Linked DNA regions of Homo sapiens: region 2 is linked to region 1. Evidence: chromatin loops called from intact Hi-C (ENCODE). Cell type or tissue: GM12878. All regions are shown on one strand. Each heading gives the region's core, and the rest is flanking DNA. Links, peaks and the distances in the headings are about the cores only.

Evidence for each region. Peaks named below come from ENCODE experiments on the same cell type or tissue, not always from the same donor. Only the 100,000 strongest peaks of a DNase experiment are listed, where the experiment ranks them.
Region 2: it touches region 1 in a loop (5-fold over the local background); 47 of 110 quality-filtered maps call a loop at or near these places.

The regions. Positions count from the first base shown.
Region 1 is chr15:59,487,343-59,497,691 of GRCh38, forward strand. FAM81A (family with sequence similarity 81 member A) reads left to right here. Exons shown (of 9, transcript NM_152450.3): 4 at 4,929-5,047. Among named protein-coding and RNA genes, the nearest start is that of FAM81A, 54 kb to the left of the region's middle. RefSeq lists an enhancer at 5,787-5,836. In GM12878, for the core only: a CTCF peak has its summit at 5,731 (motif pointing left); a DNase peak (open chromatin) is centred at 5,681.
Region 2 is chr15:59,364,972-59,375,320 of GRCh38, forward strand. MYO1E (myosin IE) reads right to left here and starts at 7,900. Exons shown (of 28, transcript NM_004998.4): 1 at 7,527-7,900. The coding sequence starts at 7,529. RefSeq lists enhancers at 668-1,252, 1,253-1,835, 7,180-7,683, 7,684-8,188 and a silencer at 6,845-7,164. In GM12878, for the core only: no CTCF peak of the experiment used is centred there; DNase peaks (open chromatin) are centred at 4,840, 5,293, 5,624 and 7,960; H3K4me3 peaks cover 7,586 bases; H3K27ac peaks cover 5,193 bases.

The sequences.
Region 1 (10,349 bases), core at 1,591-9,590:
GATATGTCTTAAAGAATCAGAAAAGCAAGAGCAAACCAAACCCAAAGTTAGTAGAAGAAAGGAAATAATGAAGATCAGAGCAGACATAAGTGAAATGAGAACAATTTAAAAAAATCAATGAAACAAAAAGTTGGGTTTTTGAAAAGATAAACAAATTGACAAACTTTAGCTAGACTAAGAAAAAAACAGAAAAGACCCAACTAAATAAAATCAGAGATGAAAAAGGAGACCTTACAACCCATATCACAGAAATTCAAAGGATCATTAGAGGCTACTAGGAGCAACTATATGCCAAAAAACTAGAAAACCTAGAAGAAATGGATAAATTCTTAGACACATACAACCTACCACAATTGAATAATGAAGAAATCCAAAACCTGAACAAACCAGTAACAAGTAACGAGATTGAAGCCATAATAAAAACCTCCTAGCAAAGAAAAGCCCTGGACCCAATGGCTTCTCTGCTAAATTTTACCACATTTAAAGAGAATTAATAGCAATCATACTGTAACTATTCTGAAAAGTAGAAGAGGAGGAAATACTTCCAAACTCATTCTATGAGGCCAGTATTACCTTGGTACCAAAATTAAAGATGCAAAACAAAAACAAAAACAACAACAAAAAAACAAAAAACCTACAGGCCAATATCCCTGTTGAACACTGATGCAAAAACCCTCAACAAAATACTGGGAAACTGAATTCAGCAACATGTTAAAAAGATCATTCATCATTAACAAGTGGGATTCATTCCAGGGATGCAAAGATGGTTCAACATATGCAAATCAATCAGTGTGATACATCATATCAACAAAATGAAAGACAAAAAGCATATGATCATATCAACCGATGCTGAAAAAGCATTGGATAAAATTCAACATCCCTTCATGAGAAAAACCCTCAAAAAACTAGGTATACAAGGAACACATCTCAACATAATAAAAGCCATATATGACAGACCCACAGTTAGTAATATACTAAATGGAGAAGACAGGAAAGCCTTTATCTAAGATCTGGAACACAAAAAGGATGCCCACTTTTACTGCTGTTATTCCACATAGTACTAGATGTCCTAGCTAGAGCAATCAGACAAAAGAAAGAAAGAAAGGGCATCCAAATTGGAAAGGAAGAAGACAAATTATTCTTGTTTGCAGATGATATGATCTTATATTTGGAAAAGCCTAAAGACTCCACCAAAAAACTATTAGTACTGATAAACAAATTCAATAAAATTTCAGGATACAAAATCAACATACAGAAATTAGTGGCATTTCTATATGCCAATGGGGAACAATCTGAAGAAGAAATCAAGAAAGTAATCTCATTTCCAATTGCTGTAAATAAAATTAAATACTGGCCAGGTGCTGTGGCTCACGCCTATAATCCCAGCACTTTGGGAGGCCAAGGTGGGCAGATTACTTGAGCTCAGGAATTTGAGACCAGCCTGGGTAACATGGCGAAACCCTGTCTCTACCAAAAATACGATAAAATAGCTGAGCGTGCTGCTGTGTGCCTCGGGAGGCTGAGCTGGGAAGATTGCTTGTGCCTTGGGGGCAGAGGTTGCAATGAGCCAAGATTGTGCCACTGCTTTCCAGCCTGGGTTCAGCGCAAGACCCTGTCTCAATAATTAAATAAATAAATATAGGCTGGGTGCGGTGGCTCACGCCTGTAATCCCAGCACTTTGGGAGGCTGAGGCAGGCGGATCACGAGGTCAGGAGATCGAGACCATACTGGCTAACACGGAGAAACCCCATCTCTACTAAAAATACAAAAAATTAGCCGGGCATAGTGGCGGGCGCCTGTAGTCCCAGCTACTCGGGAGGCTGAGGCAGGAGAATGGCATGAACCTGGGAGGCGGAGGTTGCAGTGAGCCGAGATTGCGCCACTGCACTCTAGCCGGGACAACAGAGCGAGACTCCATCTCAAATACATACATACATACATACATACATACATACATACATACATACATATATACATACATACATACATACCTGTGAATTAACCAAAGAAGTGAAAGATCTCTACAATGAAAACTATAAAACATTGATGTGAGAAATTGGAGAAGACTCATAAAAATGGAAAGATATTCCATGTTCGTGGTTTGGAATACATAATATTGTTAAAATGTCTGTACTACCTGAAGCAATCTACAAATTCAATGCAATCCCTATCAAAATACCAATGACATTCTTCACAGAAATAGAAAAAAAAAATCCTAAAGTTCACATGGAACCACAAAATACCAAAATAGCCAAAACTATCCTGAGCAAAAGAACAAAACTGGAGAGGTCACATTACCTGACTTGCAATTATACTACAGAGCTACAGTAACCAAAACAGCATGGCACTGGCATAAAAATAGACACATAGACCAATGGAGCAGAATAGAGAACCCAGAAACAAATCCATACATCTACAGTAAAATCCTTTTTGAAAAAGGAGCCATGATCATGCAATGGGGAAATGACAGTCTGTTCAATAAGTGGTGCTGGGAAAACTGAATATCCATATGCAGAAGCATGAAATTAGACCCCTATTTCATACCATGTACAGAAAATCAAATCAAAATGGATTAAAGATTAGAGAGGAGCAGAAAAGATAACTGTTGGGTACTGGGCTTAATGTACAGAATCTGTACAACAACACATTAAACCCAGTATACAATAGTTGTGTTTAATTATCTCACAGAAATAATCTGTACAACAAACATCCATGGCACGAGTTTACCTATGTAAAAAACCTTCACATGTACCCTGAACCAAAAATAAAAGTTGAAAAAAAAAAAACTTAAATCTAAGACCTCAAACTATGAAACAACTAAAAGAAAACATTGGATAAACTCTCTAGGACATTGGAGTGGGCAAAGATTTCTTGAGAAATACCCCTCAAGCACAGGCAACCAAAGCAAAAATGGACAAATGGGATCAAATTAAGTTAAAAAGCTTCTGCACATCAAAAGAAGAACAAAGTGGAGGGAGAACGTAGTTGCAAACTCTCCATCTGACAAGGGATTGATCACCAGAATATATAAGGAGCTCAAACAACTCTATAAGAAAAAAATCTAATAATCTGTTTAAAAAATGGGCAAAAGATCTGAATACACATTTCTCAAAAGAAGACATAGAAATGGCAAACACAGGTATATGAAAAGGTGCTCAACATCATTGATCATCAGAGAAATGCAAATCAAAACTACATGAGATATTGGCTGAGTGCAGCGGCTCACACCTGTAATCCCAGCACTTTGGGAGGCCGAGGTGGGTGGATTACTTGAAGCCAGGGGTTTCAGACCAGCCTGGTCAACACGGTGAAACTCCATCTCTACTAAAAATACAAAAAAAATTTAGCCTGGCATGGTGATGCATGCCTGTAATCCCAGCTACTTGGGAGGCTGAGGCATGAGAATCGCTTGAATCCAGGAGGTGGAGGTTGCAGTGAGCCGATATCATGCCACTACACTCCAGCCTGGGTGACAGTGAGACTTAGTCTCAAAAAGCAAACAAACAAAACTACAATGAGATATCATCTCACCCCAGTTAAAATGGCTTTTATCCAAAAGACAGGCAATATCAAATGCTGGCAAGGATATGGAGAAAAGGGAGCACTCATACAGTGTTGGCGGGAATGTAAATTAGTACAACCACTGTGGAGAACACTTTGGAGGTACCTCACAAAACTAAAACAGAGCTACCATATGATTCAGCAATCCCACTGCTAGGTATATACCTACAAGAAAGGAAATCAGTATATGGAAGAGATATCTGCACTCCCGTGTTTATTGCAGCACTATCCACAATAGCCAAGATTTGGAAGCTACCCAAGTGTCCATCAACAGGCAAATGGATAAAGAAGTGTGGTACAGATACACAATGGAGTGTATTCAGCCGTAAGAAAGAATGAGGTTCTGTCATTTGCAAAAACATGGATAGAACGAGAGGTCATTATGTTAAGTGAAATGAAATAAGCCAGGCACAGAAAGATAAGCTTCGCATGTTCTCACTCACTTGTGGGAGCTAAAAATTAAAACAATTGAACTCACGGAGATAGAGAGTAGAATGATGGTTACCAGAGGCTGAGAAGGATAGTGGGGGGTGGGGTGGAAATGTGGATGATTAATGGGCATTAAAAAATAGTTAGAATTAATAAGATCTAGTATTTGATAGCACAACAGGGTGACTGTAGTCAATAATAATTTAATTGTACATGTAAACATAACTAAAAGAGTATAATTGGGTTGTTTGTAATAGAAACAGTAAATACTTGAGGTGAGGGATACCTCATTCACCCTGATGTGATTATTACACATTGCATGCCTGTATCAAAATAGCCCATGGCTCAAACCTGTAATCCCAGCACTTTGGGAGGCCAAGGTGTGCGTGTCACCTGATGTCAGGAATTCAAGACCAGCCTGGCCAACATGGCGAAACCCCATCTCTACTAACACAAACTCCGTCTCTATTAAAAATGCAAAACTTAGCCAGGTGTGATGGCACATGCCTGTAATCCCAGCTGCTCGGGAAGCTGAGGCAGGAGAATTGCTTGAACCTGGGAGGCAGAAGTTGCAGTGAGCTGAGATTGTGCCACTGCACTCCAGCCTGGGCAACAGAGCAAGACTCCATCTCAAAAAAAAAAGAAAAAAGAAAAAAGAAAAAGAAAGTGGCTTCATTACTAAGGAAGAAATACTAAAACCAAAGGAACTTAGTTTTTAATGGTAAATAAAGGGACTTGCTCTGGGAGGAGCCTCTAAGGTCTCTCTCTGTCTAGGCCCCCTAGTTCTCTGTTTAAGTGTGCCTTAGGTGACTGTTGAAAAGGAGTCTCTTATGAAAGACTGAGTTAAACATTCTTATTTTTGCCAAAAGTATAAAATGCTTTTGTGGAAGCACGTGAATTCTTAGATGACTCCCTTAGTGTTTTTTATGTTGCCCAGGTACTCCAGGAGCAGATTCGTGCCCGGGACAACATTAGCTATGGAACTAATTCTGCCTTAAAGACCCTGGAGATGCGCCAGCTCTCCGGTTTGGGAGATCTTCGAGGAAGAGTGGCAAGGTAGGTGTTCAAATGTTGGGGTCTCTGCTCATCAAAAACCATTTTCTATAAACTCCATTATAGTGGGGAATATATTAATGAAGCCCCAAAGCAAATGGCTTGCATTCCTTTAGTACATTCCCTCCCTGCTTTGGCCATAAAATCCAGTGGTAGGAGTTAAACCTGGTTGTGAGGGTGCCATGGGTTTCTTTTGTTACGCAATTGGTGTTGTCTTCCTGGGAAGAAATGATGGGAGAACTCACTCAGCTGACCTTGTAATTTGATAGGGTAAATACTAAGTTTATCGAATCCGAAAATATAAAGTTGAGATAGTTTGTATGTCATTTTGGAAATTTAATTTTTCCTGTTATTCATTTTTATTTTATTTTCGGAAAGTATTGGTCTGGGAAAGATTGGAAACTTAGAAAAAAGATCTTTCTTCTCAGTATGAAAAGTGCTATTTTCTCAAAGTGTGCTGCATGGACCAGCAGCCTCAACAGCACCTGGGACCTTGTTAGAAATGTACTGTCTCCAGCCCACCCTGCAACTACTGAGTTAGAATCTGCATTTTAACAAGATCCCTGAATTCATATGCATGGGAAAGTCCGGGAAGCACTGTACCAGGACTGTGTCTAGGGCTATTTTTATCTGGCTGGGACAAATTTGTCCGAAGTATTTATGGGCCTCTTCTGCCCTCTGCTGGGCCTAAGAGCCAAGCACATTAATGCATATCAGCACCGGAGCTGAGGAGCAAATGGCACTTCCCGTCAGCCTGAGGTGGCAATGAGGGTGGTCTGCATGGAGTCGGGTGGAAGAAAGAACAAGGACCTCCTGCATGCAAGGCCTCTGGAGCAGGGAGGAGTAGTATTAGGGTGTCTTTGTGCAGACAACGTGTCGAGGGCCTTGAATGCTGGACATGTGTGTTTGAGTCTGCTGGGTAAAGATCTGTCTATAATAGCAGAGGGCTGCATGGATTGGATGGGGAACAGGTTGATCACTCTCCTTCTGTGATTTTCTGTCCTCATCAGGATGAACTCCAGTCTCCTTAGTGTGATCCTTGGTGATGACACCCTGTTGACTCCCTCTTCTCTCTCTACCCTTGCACTGTACCTTTCAGCAGTGATCAACTTTTTTGTTAGTCCCTGAATAAACCATGCTCTTCTATTGCTCCACCTTTGTACATGCTGTTCTCGTACCTAGCATGCCTTTCCTCCTCCTTTTCTTTTCTTTTTATTTTTGAGACAATTCTCACTCTGTCTGCCAGGCTGGAGAGCGGTGGCACAATCTCGGCTCACTGCAACCTCCGCCTCCTGGATTCAAGCGATTCTCCTGCCTCAGCCTCCCGAGTAGCTGAGACTACAGGCACTCGCCACCACGGCCAGCTAAGTTTTGTATTTTTAGTAGAGATGAGGTTTTACCATGTTGGCCAGGCTGGCTTCTAACTCCTGACCTCAGGTGATCCGCCCACCTCGGCCTCCAAGAGTGCTGGGATTACAGGTGTGAGCCACCGCGCCCGGCCTCCTCCTTCTTTTCTAACTTCTTTTCAGTCTTTAAAGTTCAGCTGAAGTGTCACCCCCTCTGGGAGTCTTCCCTGACACCCCCACTCCATAGAGCTCTCCTAGCACTCACTGCTCTATTGAGTCTCTCCAATGTCTTCCTCACTCTGCTACCTTTACTATGTTGAAGGGGGATTCCAGATATGTTACCTGTCTATAGCTAAGTGCCTGGAACGGTCTCTGGAAAACAGTAGATACTCAACATTCATCATCAATTTGGATGAAGAAATGACCTGGAAACTCACTATAATAGGACTGGAAAACCTTGACTCCTTGTTTATGCATTTCGGCTTAAAAGAAATCCCAGCTCTGTGATACCTCTCAGAACAGCAGGGAGTTAGAAGAACTTGCGAGCTATAGGACAGAGTAGGGACTTTAGGAGGACTCTGAGGATCTTCGTAGCCGCTTGAGTTGCGGATGAAGATCAAGTGGGAGAATACATGTGAGAGGCTTGGTGCCCTGCATGCGATGAAAAGGGCCTGCAACCAGTGGTGGCTTTATCATCTCAGGGGCAAGAGCAGTGGCATTGTCCTTATGATGCTGGTTCTAATACAAAGTAGAAAAATTATTTTGAAATACTTTCAGGAATCTTATATTCTTCAGTTTCTTATCAACTTCTCTACTCAACTTGTTGCTTCCCTGTAACAAAAACTTTCACTCTAAAGGCATCAAAAGTGTTTGTTATGAGTACTAAATATTTTTGCTTTGTTTTTTTGGCTATATTAGAATGCTGATGAGACTTGATTGTTGAAATGAATTCATGTGAAATAAAAATTCTTTGGAAAAGTTTCTTGGCTTTCTTGTGTTGATTATGTAATTGTATTGGAGGGGTATGAACATTTTAAGTGGTATTCTTAAGACACTAGGTTGCTATATTATTTCATATTTAATTTTATAGTTTTTATGTGTCCATTGGTGATGTAATTAGTAGCAAATGGGCCTTGATTTTTTTCCCCTGTAAATCCAGCTCAGAAGGGCAAAGGCAAGTTCTCCATAAAGATGAGATACACATTTAGCTCATGTGGCATACCGTGTTCTAAACAGGACTTGATCAGACCTGAAGGCCCGATACATAGCCTCCTTTCTCTCTCCTCTCTCTCTCTGAACACCTTTAGTGAGATCTAACTATATAAGTCACCTACTTAAAGCACACAATTCAGTGATTTTTAGTGTATTCACACAGTCATGTAGTCATCACCACAATCGATTTCAGAACGTTTTTATCATCCAAAAAGAAACCCCATACCTGTTAGCTGTCACTCCCCATTTTTCCCCAGCCTCCCCAGTTCCCCAGTCCATGGCAGGCCTACATTCTCTGTCTGATGGATTTCCCTCTTCTGAGCATTTCGAGTGAATGTGTTCCCTTGATTCTGGCTTCTGACACTTAGCATCATGTTTTCAGGGTTCATCCATGTTGTAGCATGTATCAGCACTACATTCCTTGTTATGGCTGCATAGTACCTCATTGTGTACTGCATTTTAAAAACCTGTTCATCAGTTGAACGTTGGGGTTGTTTCCACTTTTGACTATTTTAAATAATGCTGCTGTGAACATTTGTCTATTTGTTTTTGTGTGCTCATAGGTTTTCATTTCTCTTGGATATGTACCTAGAATGAAAAAGCTGAGTAACATGATAACTCTATATTCAACTTTTGAGGAACAGCGCAGCTAGACTGTTTGCCGAAGTGGCCGCCACTTTACATTGCCCCCAGCAGTGTCTGAGGGCTCCGATTCCTTCACATCCTCACTAACAGTTGTTTTCTATCTTTTCGATTATAGCCATCCCAGTGGGTTTGAAGAGGTATCTCATTGTGGTTTTGATTGCATCCCCCTGAGGACTAATGGTGTTGAACATCATTTAATGTGCTTGCTCGTCATTGGCATATCTTCTTTAGGAAAATATTTATTCAGATTCCTTGCCCATTTTTAAATTGGGTAATTGTCTTTCTATTATTGAGCTGTAGGAGTTTTAAAAATTATATATTCTAGATATAATTCCCTTATCAGATATCTGATTTGAAAAATTACTGTCCCATTCTAAGGGATGTCTTTTCATTTTCTCATGTCTTTTGAAACTTAAAAATTTTTAATCTTGCTTATATCTAACATCTATCTTTTCTTCAGTTGCTAGTGTTTGGGGTGTCATATTTAAGAAACTCTTGCCTAATCCAGGTCACAAAGATTTATGCCTATATTTTCTTTTTAAGTTTTATAGTTTCAGCTCTTACATTTAGGCCTGTGATCCATTTTTAGTTAATTTTTTTGTATATAGTATAAGGTAAGGTTCCACATTTATTATTTTCCTTGTAGATATCTATTTATCCCAGCATAATTTGTTGAAAAGTCTATTCTTTCCCCCATCAAATGGTCTTGGCACCCTAGTTGAAAAATCACTTGGCGGCCGGGAGCGGTGGCTCACGCCTGTAATCCCAGTGCATTGGGAGGCCGAGGCGGGCAGATCAGGAGGTCAGGAGTTCAAGACCAGCCTGACCAATATGGTGAAACCCCGTCTCTACTAAAAATACAAAAATTTGCCAGGTGTGGCGGCCTGCGCCTGTAGTCCCAGCTACTCAGGAGGCTGAAGCAGGAGAATCACTTGAACCTGGGAGGCGGAGGTTGTAGTGAGCCAAGATCTCGCCACTGCACTCCAGCCTGGGCAACATAGCAAGACTCTATCTCAAAAAAAAAAGAAAGAAAATCACTTGGCAAATAGGTGTATAGATTTATTTGTAGACTCTCAATTCTATTCCATTGATTCTCAATTATTTTCTTATGCTGGTACCACACTGTCTTGATTGCTATAGCTTTGTGGTACATTTTGAAATTGAGAAGTGTGAGTCCTCCAACTTCATCCTTTTTTTTCAAGATTGTGTTAGCTGTTTTAGGTCCATTGTATTTCCTTATGAAATTTAGGATCAGGCCAGGTGCAGTGGCTCACGCTTGTAGTCCCAGCACTTTGGGAGGCCAAGGCGGGTGGATCTCCTGAGGTCAGGTATTTGAGATCAGCCTGGCCAACATGGTGAAATCCCATCTCTACCAAAAAGACAAAAATTAGCTGGGTGTGGTAGCGCACACCTGTAATCTCAGCTCCTGGGGAGGCTGAGGCAGGAGAATCGCTTGAACCTAGAGGTTGCAGTGAGCCGGGATTGTGCCACTGCACTCCAGCCTGGGTGACAGAGCAAAACTTTGTCTCAAATTTAAAAAAGAAGAAGAAGAAGAAGAAGAAGAAATTTAGGATCAGGCTAGGCATGGCGGCTCACGCCTGTAATCCCAGCACTTTGGGAGGCTGAGGTGGGCAGATCACGAGATCAGGAGTTTGAGACCAGCCTGGCCAACATGGTGAAATCCCATCTCTACTAAAAATACAAAAATTAGCCAGGTGTGGTAGTGGCCACCTGTAATCCCAGCTACTCGGGTGGCTGAGGCAGGATAATCGCTTGAACCTGAGAGGCGGAGGCTGCAGTGAGCCGAGGTTGTGCCACTGCACTCCAGCCTGGGCAACAGAGCAAGACTCTGTCTCAAAAAAAAAAAAATTTAAGATCAGTTTGTCAATTTCTGCAAAGAAACCAGTTGGAATATTGATAGGGACTGTGTTGAATCTGTAGATCCGTTTGGGGAATATTGCCATTTTAAAAATATTAAGTCTTTCAGTGGGTTCAGTGTCTCATGCCTGTAATCCCAGGGATTTGGGAGGCCAAGGTAGGAGGATTGCTTGAGGCCAGGAGTTTGAGGCCAGGAGTTTGAGGCCAGGAGTTTGAGACCATGT
Region 2 (10,349 bases), core at 1,354-9,353, 120 kb before region 1:
AAATAATTACTGTGTTAGGGTGTGGGGGTACTTTGGGTGAATTATTCTAAATTTCTTTTTCTTTTTTTTTTTCTTTTTTGAGATGTGCCCCAGGCTGTAGTGCAATGGTGTGATCTCGGCTCACTGCAACCTCGGCCTCCCAGGTTCAAGCAGTTCTCCTGCCTCAGCCTCCCAAGTAGCTGAGATTACAGGTGCCTGCCACCACACTCGGCTAATTTTTTATTTTTAGTAGAGACAGGGTTTCACCATGTTGGCCAGGCTGGTCTCGGACTTCTGACCTCAGGTGATCCCTCCACCTCAGCCTTCCAAAGTGCTGGGATTACGGGCGTTAGCCACCGCGCCCGGCTGAATTCTTCTAAATTTCTTATAATGAAGTTAGTACAGTAACCTTCCACCTACAAGCAGACTTTCTTGAAAAGTCCCAGAAAGAAAACTATCTGGTCACGTCCAGACTCTTAAAGAATTATTCCCACCACTGTTTGGTAAGAAAAACCTTATTAGACTGGGATCTAATAAGGTTAGATCTGCACTGGATCAGATCTAACTTGGATTCTGGCACCAGCTCAGCTAAAAACTAGCTATGAGACTTTGGAAGTAATTTAACCTCTCTAGATCTCTCTGTGAAGTTAACAAATGGATTTAGGATAGAATTTTTAAGCTCTCTTCTGGGCTTTCTACAATGTAGCCTATGTTTTACTTTCTATAATGTAACGTATGACCATAAAGTGCTATAAATGAATTTGTAACAAACATTATCAGAGCTCAAAAGACCCAAGAGAGTGTGCCTCCTTCAGAGCAGTTCTTATACTTATTCCAGGAAAAAGGGACCTGCTGGATACTGCATATCTTTAGTGGGGCTAATTGTTCCGCCTTTGAGGCACAATGTAACTTCTGGAAACACCTGAGAGGGATGTAATACAAAGTCTGGTGAGTAATAGGAATGATCACACTGGGCACTAAGGAGTTAAAAAATAAAAAATAAGGCCCTCCCTCCTTCCCTCTTCTTCCCTTCTTTCTCTCTTTTGAGACAGAGTTTCACTCTTGTTGCCCAGGCTGGAGTGCAATGGCGTGATCTAGGCTCACTGCAACCTCCGCCTCCCAAGTTCAAGTGATTCTCTCTGCCTCAGCCTCCCAAGTAGCTGCGATTACAGGCATGCACCACCACACCTGGCTACTTTTGTATTTTTAGTAGAGACGGGGTTTCACCAGGTTGGCCAAGCTGGTCTCAAACTCCTGACCTCAGGTGATCTGCCCACCTCGGCCCCCCAAAGTGCTGGGATTACAGGCGTGAACCACAGGGCCCAGCCCTGTCTCTTTCTTTTTTTTCTCTCTCTCTCTTTCTCTCTCTCTCTCTCACTCTCACCCAGGCTGCAGTGCCACAGTTACAGCTCACTGCATACTTGAACTCCTCAGTTCAAGAAATCCTCCCACCTCAGCCTCCCAAGTAGCTGGGACTATAGTGCATGACACCACACGTGGCTAATTTTTAAAATTTTTTTTGGTAAAGGCCTGAACGACCACACCCGGCAAAAAAATAGGTTTTATTACATAGCTCATAAATGACCATTCAAAAGTGCTTTGAACAACGGCAATGACGTCATTCTCATGGTGGTAACTCAGAAGGGCGGGCCAACTTCATTCACATGTACAGTTTGAGTTCTATGGGTTGTCAAAGTTCATGTCACTATGTTAGGGCTGGCTTTTACAGTTGTACTTCTCTTAAGTGTGGCTGTCCCAAAGATATATGAAAAAAATACTTTGCTAGGATGCCCCAAAACCTTTTGTCTCTGCCAACATAAATTCTGAAACTGAAATTCAAAACACAATTTGTTTACCACTATTACAGAATGTGCTTATAAGGCTGAGATGTTTATTTTAATACCTTTGGCATTTAACCTTTAACCTCTTATTTACTTTGTAAATATTTCAGCATGGTGAGAAAAAGAAAAAAAAAGTTTTTAAAAACTCACCATTAAGAAACATTTTAATCACAGATTGGTAAAAACACAAGTTGCTGCATTTTCGCAAAAAAAAAAAAAAAAAAAAAAAAAGAGATGACTCAAACTTGGAAAACCATGACTGTACATAATTCCTATATATCCTACCATGAAGCTTATAATACCTTGCACTTACACAGAAGATTTAAAATATTTCTGCTTGTTGAAGCAGATAAAAAGAGATTTCTCAAATTCCTAATGAATAATAAGGCCCCACACTTGGCTCATGAGGAAACGCAAGGTACTATATGTTCTTTCACTGAGTCTCACAGGGGCTCATCACATGCCCACACTAGGCACAGAGGCAAAATGTTGTATTCTAAGTTATCAGAATGCACGCCGCTGCTCATTATCTAACCCTCAGGAAAACGCCTGAGACAGACCGCCAATTCATGAGATTCAACTGAAAAAGGAGTGAAAAACAAGAAGTCCATCATGTGACATTGGAGGCCATGGCATTTTCAGTGGAGGAAGGAGTTGAAGGGTTGAAGAGAAAAGCTCAATTTGCAGCCTCACCACTCGTGGAACCATCCTACACAGGTGTTGAGATAGCGCCAAACAGTAGCAGCTGGATGCAGATTTTCCCTGTTATAATAGCTTAGAGAATGCATAGGCTGAAAATACCAGGCTATTCCCTCTCTTTAGGGAGACCCAGTAGGAAGGTGTGGATGTATGGATAAATACTGAATGCCACTACTGGGTATGCAGTGAACGTTTAGACATTCTTCCTGGTGAGTGAATGAGAAGAATCACTGTGGTTCACAGAAGGACACCATGTTAAGACTTACAATAAAGTGGCTGCAAACAGCTAATCTGCAGCTGTGTTTGGCCCCTCTGAGATGATCAAATCACATATAAAAATTGGCAGAGGCCGGGCGTGGTGGCTCACGTCTATAATCCCAGAACTTTGGGAGGCTGAGGCGGGCAGATCACCTGAGGTCAGGAGTTTGAGACCAGCCTGGCCAACATGGTAAAACCCTGTCTCTACTAAAAATACAAAAATTAGGCGGGTGTGGTGGTGGGGCCTGTAATCCCAGCTACTCAGGGGGCTGAGGCAGGAGAATTGCTTGAACCTGGGAGGCAGAGGTTATAGTGAACCGAGATCGCGCCAGTGCACTCCAGCCTGGGCGACAAGAGCAAAACTCTGTCTCAAAATAAATAAAAATAAGAACTGGCAGATATAGCATAAAAATCTAGATTTCTAGTTTCTCTTGAAAAACAAGATAATTTGGTAATATGGTCGATATAACCATGGCCTAGAATCAAGTAGTGGTGCCTCCTAGAATGGCACATATATTCCATATTTACTCTCTAGAGGCCAGCCTCCCTCCACCAAATTATAAGACATTTAAGTTTGCAACCACTGGCCGGGCACAGTGGCTCATGCCTGTAATCACTTTGGGAGGCCGAGGCAGGAGGATCACGAGGTCAGGACTTTGAGACCAGCCTGGCCAACATAGTGGAACCCCGTCTCCACTAAAAAATACAAAATATTAGCTGGGCATTGTGGCAGGCACCTGTAATCCCAGCACTTTGGGAGGCCGAGGCAGGAGGATCACGAGGTCAGGACTTTGAGACCAGCCTGGCCAACATAGTGGAACCCCGTCTCCACTAAAAAATACAAAATATTAGCTGGGCGTTGTGGCAGGCACCTGTAATCCCAGCTGCTTGGGAGGCTGAGGCAGGAGAATCGTTTGAAACCGGGAGGCGGAGGTTGCAGTGAGTTGAGATCGCGCCAGTGCACTCCAGCCCGGGCGACAGTGAGAGACTCCAACTCAAAAAAAAAAAGTTTGCAACCACTGACAAGACTGTAGTCCTCAGCAAAAGTGTGGTGGAGGTGACTTTCAACTTCAGTAAATGTCTGCTTCTTATACTTCTCCATCCCTCTCCATCCACTGCTCCACCCATTTTCTCTCCAAGGAGATGCCTGGGCTGTCAAATATTTCCCACTAGGATGGCCCACTCACACTTGTCCCTAGATAATGTCCCGGACTCTAGGTATTTCCCCAACGCTTTGCCTCCATCAAAACTTTTTTTGTGCTTGATCCCATTCCTTTCTGGTTTTGTTTTGTTGTATTGTGTTGTTTTGACTAGGAGACTACTAGCAATCTGATAAACTAATCTGTGGAAATCAAGTAGGTTACCTTCCCAGGAAACATTTGAAATGTATTCCAGACTTTCTAAATACATGCCATGCCATCACCTAAAGGAACTTACCTACCTTATCATCAGCTATCCATCAGATTTCTAGGTTGTAAATCTATTCCTGGGTATTCTTATGTGTCATATCTATAATTTCCTCACAAGTATATGCAAGTAAGGAAAAGGGAACAGCTCTTGAACATGTTTTGAGGTGATGGTCAATTCAGATTTGCTCAAATATTTCTGTATATTTAATGCACAGAAACCTTGCATAAAAATCAATCACAATTTCTGGATCCAAAGCACATAGCGGACCTACAGCCATGGGTTTCAGTCTATCAGAGAGTCCAAACTGGTCATGGCCACAAAAGCAGAACTTCCTTTGCAGATGATGATAAGCCCAGATTCTACGAAGGAAGCCTTAGATGGGTATTACGGTTAAAGTCAACAGAGATTTTTTTGTACTCTGCTAAACAACCTCCACTAAATTATAAAGATGTGCAGGGTTTTTTTTAACTTCTTCAAGTCTCCTTAGGAAAAAGACACAAGTAACTATTGCCTGGTAGTGTTCCTAGTTTTCTCAAGATAGAAAAGTGTCCCAAAGTGAGTTTTCAGGAGGAAGATAGAAGGTGAACTACAAGCTGTACACTGTGTTCATGAGTCAGAAAATGAAAATGGCTATTTTCCTTATGAGTCACAACTGAATGAGTCTTAGTAGGGCCTCAGGTACAGATGGAGAGCCCTCCTACTATGCTACCAGACTTCCTAAAAGACACACGCACACACACACACTCACACAGAAGAAGTCCACGGTATAGGTGTTCTCCCTATAGCCCAGCCAAGGGCCTTCTTTTTCTTCTTCTTCTTCTTAATATTTTTTAACTGAAACAGGGTCTCACTATGTTACCCAGGATGGTCTTGAACTCCTGGGCTCAAGTATTCCTCCTGCCTCAGCCTCCCAAAGTGCTGGGATTACAGGCGTGAGCCACTGCGCCTGGCCGCCAAGGGCCTTCTGATGAATTTTAGCCTCCATGCTAATCTTCAGCCACACCCAAAGAAGGTAATGTCCTTTCCCTTCCTGTTCTAAGCAGCTGAAGGGATACAACTTGGGCAGGCCTGGGCAGATGTGGAACACAAAATGAAGTATCATTTGGCTTGACAGAGTCTGACATAAACATTAAATATTGTAACTTGGGTTTCTGATTATTTAAGATGATGCTCTATTCTAAGGCAACTTCACATACATAATGAACAATTTTTCAAGTCAGGAAAGAAATGATTAACTTTGGCCAAATCACTCTGGATCCAGTAGATCTATCAATGGCACATCTCCTGTTTCAGGACAGCCAGCTGTTTCAACTTTTCCATCAGTGAATTGTGACTTCAGCAACCATATCTGATGCACAGATAGTCGCCTGGGGGCACACAACATGCCCATCTGTGCTGATGGCAGGGAGCCCATCAATAGGGAAGTCACACACTGTCCTCAGATAGAACCACCTCTTCCCTACAGCATGCCTTCTTCGCATGCATTTGACCAACCCTCTACTTCATCTGCAATGGGGCTGAATTAAGCATGGTATCACAGGTTTCGGAAAAGGCAACCTAGAGTATATTTCAGTCCATTCAGCATGAAAAATGAGTTTAACTGAGGGGAAGTTAATTTCCTCAAGGTACCACTCAAGTACTTAAATTCAGTAAGATTCTTTAAGTTCTTGACATAAACACATTGATTTTTTTAAGAAATATTGACCCACGGAAAATGATTACAGCAATTCTCAAGTACCAGGACTATCACACTGCTTCAAGGGACCAGGTGCCCAGTGAGGTAGCTTCACCCAAACACATGCCCAATGGGAATGGTTCTCTGCTGGGGTGAGGGAAGGGGTCCAAAAGTAACGTAGAGTAGACTGACTTCTTAAACCTTAAAACTAGAAGAGGAAATGTATAGACAAAGTGTTCTCTTAGATGGGGCAAAAGTGACTTAATTTTGGACTATGTAAAAAGAAAAGGCTTTGGCCGAGGATGCCTTGAAAGGTTTCTCGTTGATGTTTGTTTGTAATCATTCTTTGGAATAAACAGCACGGGGCAAGGGGGCTTCTGAGCTTTGTGTGCAGGTTTCGATGGGCCTCTGCTGCACTTCCCTCAGGCTGCTCACCGGGATATCGATTTTTTAATTAGTGTTGTGCTGGTTATCATTTTGACTTGGCTTCTCTTCCACAGCCATTAGAAAACAACAGCAAACCAGAAGAGGACGAGATAATCCACCTAAGCAGGACTACTTGAAAAGAAGCAAGTGTGGAAACTATGAAGCCTTGTAATAGATTTTTTTTTTTTTGATGAACTGCCGATCTCTTCAAAATAGAGTCCTTGCTTTCGTGCCCCGCAAAGAAAAGTACACCACGCCAAAGCCCAAGGGAGGTGGCTAAGGTTATACAGGGAGGGAGGGGAGTGTAGCTGGACTGGGGAGTTGGAATAGCAGAAAAGTCACAAGTCAAAGAGGCGGCCCCTTCCACACATTCCCAAAGTGCCAAAGGGAAAACAGCAACAAACTCGAAACTCGCGAGGGCGTCTTCCCGTGCGAAGCGTCCCCTGGATCCCCGAAAAGCCCCGATCCCCTCGCGCTTGGGAAGGGGTGGGGTCCTCTTCAGGAGGTGTTTACTTGGCGTCCGGGGCGCGGAGACCCTCGGGGCCGGCGCCCGGCACAGGTCCGGGGCGGCGTGGTTGCCGCCCGCGCCCGAGTCTCCCTGGCTCTTGACAGCCCGCCGGCCGCCAGGTGCTCGCCCTACCTGGCGCCCCCGCCTGCCTTTGTGCGGCCCGCGCCGCCCCTCGCCAAGGCGGGCCAGGGACCGCCCCCGCCCGCGTGCCGCTGCCAGGCGGGACAGCTGCGGGCGCTGCCGGGCAGCGGAGCGGCGGCGGGGAGGAGAGGGAGTCGGCGCGAGGGTGCCCGGGGCGGGGCGGGCACGGCCGCGGGGAGGGCAGGGGACGCCGCCAGCGGCTGCGGCGCGAGTCTCCGAGCACCTCCCCTGCCGGCTGCGCCCCCCACGTCCCAGCAGGAGGAGGGGACCCCCTCCCGCGCCGTGCCCCTCGCAGCCGATGCGCCCACACCCTGGCTTCCGACAGCTGGCAGCCATAGCAACCCGGCCACAGAAAGTTTCGCGACGCAGAAACCGACTTGGAATAAAGTTTTCCTTGGCCCCTCGCTCGCTCTCCCCCGGCCCGGGTTTACGGAAAGCGGCAGGAAATCAGAGCTCGCGACGTGCCGGCTCCCGCGTCCACCTTCTCCACCCCTGGCCCCGGCAGCGCGCCCAAGGTGGGTGCACCACGCCGGGGTTTCCTGCCCCGTCCCCGGGTCCGGCGTCCTAGGACGCGGCGCGGCCAACTCACCATGGTGACTCGCGCCGCGGTCGCGTCTTCGCCGGGTCCCGCTGCCGGGGAACTGGGGCTGGAACGCAGTCTTCTGGGCGAACTTCAAAAGTTGGTTCCCCTCGCCAAAAACAGGCTCCCGACACCCAAGCACTCACAGGAGCCAATGGGAACCCAGAGGGGACTCCATCCAGGCGGGATTGGCGGTGCTAGGTGAGGGCGAGACGGCGGCGACTTAGCAGGCGGGGCGCATGCTGCGGAGGGCAAGAGTCCACTCGTACTCGCCGGTCGCCGCCGGCCCAGGTGAGTCCGATGCGCTCGGAGCGTCCGCCTCGCTCCCCTGCCTCACTCCTCTTTCTTCGGCCACTTAATCCGTACTCCTCTGGCTGAGTCTCGGCTCGGGCCGGGCAATCTGTCCATAAATGGAGAACTCAGCTCAGGCCTGACCAATCAGGGTTTGTTTTCGTAGCGTCACTCCTCAGGGAAACCGTAGTAGCCAACAAGCTTGGAGCTGCTGGAGTTTCCAAAGATCTCTGGATCCTGTAGTCCTCCTCCCGCGCCAGCCACCGAAGAACGCTGCGGACCCAGCTCGCTCCTGGTAGCAAGACCCGAACTGTAAGGAACAAAACCCTCGTGAAAGAGGAGCAAACCTTTCACTTCGCTGCGTTTTAAGACGAAAGTTAGGGTGGGTTTCGCTTCCAAGTTGAAGGGGCATGATTTTCCCAGAACTTTTTTTTAAGAAGGAAATATTTTATCAGCATAAAACATCAGAGTCGTGGCAGCAGCCCAAAGGAAATCCTTTTTCTTTCCTACGTCTGGATTGTGAGCAAAGTCAAAAATATCATTTCCCCACCCCTCCTTTTACCTGAATTTCCTTGGAAAACAAAGGAAGACTTCCGGCTGCTTTTTCTTTTCTTTTTTCTGTTTTTCTTTTCTTTCTCTTTCCTTTCTTTCTTGTTTCTTTTTTGCACGTTTTGATGGCAGAAAAGTTGTTGCACGTGCAGTGGGCAGAGGGAAGGAGAGAGGAGAGATAGGTGGGAAGAAACCCCATCCAACCTCAGCCAACACATCTGCTGAAAACAATCAGAACTGTAAAAATGCATTATTCCAGACTGTCGAATATCCAAGGAGAAGATTGGGGTGGGGCGGGGTGGGGGGAAGCAGAATCTTAAAATCAAGGTAGGGAGTTTGATTTTATTGTTCTGGAGGCTGAGGAAGTAAATTTGGTGAGTCTTAACAGGCTGCCTTCCTGGAATCTGTAGAAGATAAAATTGGTAAACTTCAGGGCATAGAGAAACTATGAAGCATAATGATATTATGATACTTTCTGAAATTTGGTTGAGGCAGGGCGCTGTGGCTCACGCCTACAATCCCAGCACTTTGGGAGGCTGAGGTTGGTGGATCACGTGAGGTCAGGAGTTTGAGACCAGCCTGGCCACCAACACGGTGAAACCCCTTCTCTACTAAAAATACAAAAATTAGCCCGGCATGGTTATACATGCCTGTAATCTCAGCTACTCGGGAGGCTGAGGCACGAGAATCGTTTAAACAGGGGAGGCGGAGGTCGCAGGGAGCCGGGATCGTTCCACTCTACTCCAGCCTGGGCGACAGAGCAAGATTCTGTCAAAAAAAAAAAGAAGGAAAGAAAGAAAGAGAGAGAGAGAGAAGAAAGGAAGAAAGGAAAAAGAAATTTGGTTGTAGCTCTTCACTTGACTATCTGAGCATAGAGTTAGAAAGGGTATTAAACTTTATCTTGTCTAAAAGGGTAAACAAAATGTTACAACATGGATGAATCTCGAAAATATCGTGTTAAGCCAGGAGCAAAAGACCACATATTATATAATTCCATTTAAATGAAAGTTGAGGATAGGGAAATCTATAGAGATAAAAAGTAGGTTAGTGGTTTGCTAGGGGCTGGGGGAGAGGGGAGATGGAAGTAATTGCTAACAGGTATGCATTTTCCTATTGAAGTGATGAAAATATTCTGGAATTAGTGGTGATGATTGTACAAGTTTATGAATATACTAAAAACCACTGTGTTATGCTTTTTAAATGGGTGAGTCTTATGGTACGTTCATTATATCTCACTTTTAAAAGTTGAAAGAAAATCATATTGTCCAAATTCTTGTAGTAATCATTTACATAGTTTGGCAACAATATAATCGAATGTGTGTTATAAGACAGCACAGCTAAACACTGGAGCTACAACTGGTCCCTGCCCTCACTGAGCTTACAATTTTAGGATGGGGAAAACAAACGATAAATTTTTAGAAAGAATAAATACAGGAAAGAAGCAAGCATAATGAAATGCGACAGTAGTTTTGTGCAAGGAACTGCCATATTTGGAGCTATAGTTTAGGGCAGGAAATTCATCTGACATAGTTATGTAGTATGAATTGGAAAGAAAACAGCATGCCATCTGTACTAGGCATTGCCTAGGTACACACAGACATGATAAAGTCTCAGATAAGTCTGACTCCATATCTCATAGGGAAATATCAGCTTCAGAATATTATTAGGTCAGCCAAGCTCAGTGGCTCATGCCTACAGTGCTAGCGCTTTAGGAGGCCAAGATGGTAGGATTGCCTGAAGCCAGGCATTCAAGACCAGCCTGGGCATCATAGCAAGACTCTGTCTCTATCAACAAATTATAATAATAAAAATTAGCTGGGCATTATAGTGCATGCCTGTAGTCCCAGCTACTTGGGAGGCTGAGGCAGGAAGATCATGTGAGGCCGGGAATTCGAGGCTGTAGTGAGCTTTGATCGTGCCACTGCACTCCAGCCTGGGCAACAGAGTGAAGCCCTGTCTCAAAACAACAACAACAACAACAACAACAACAAA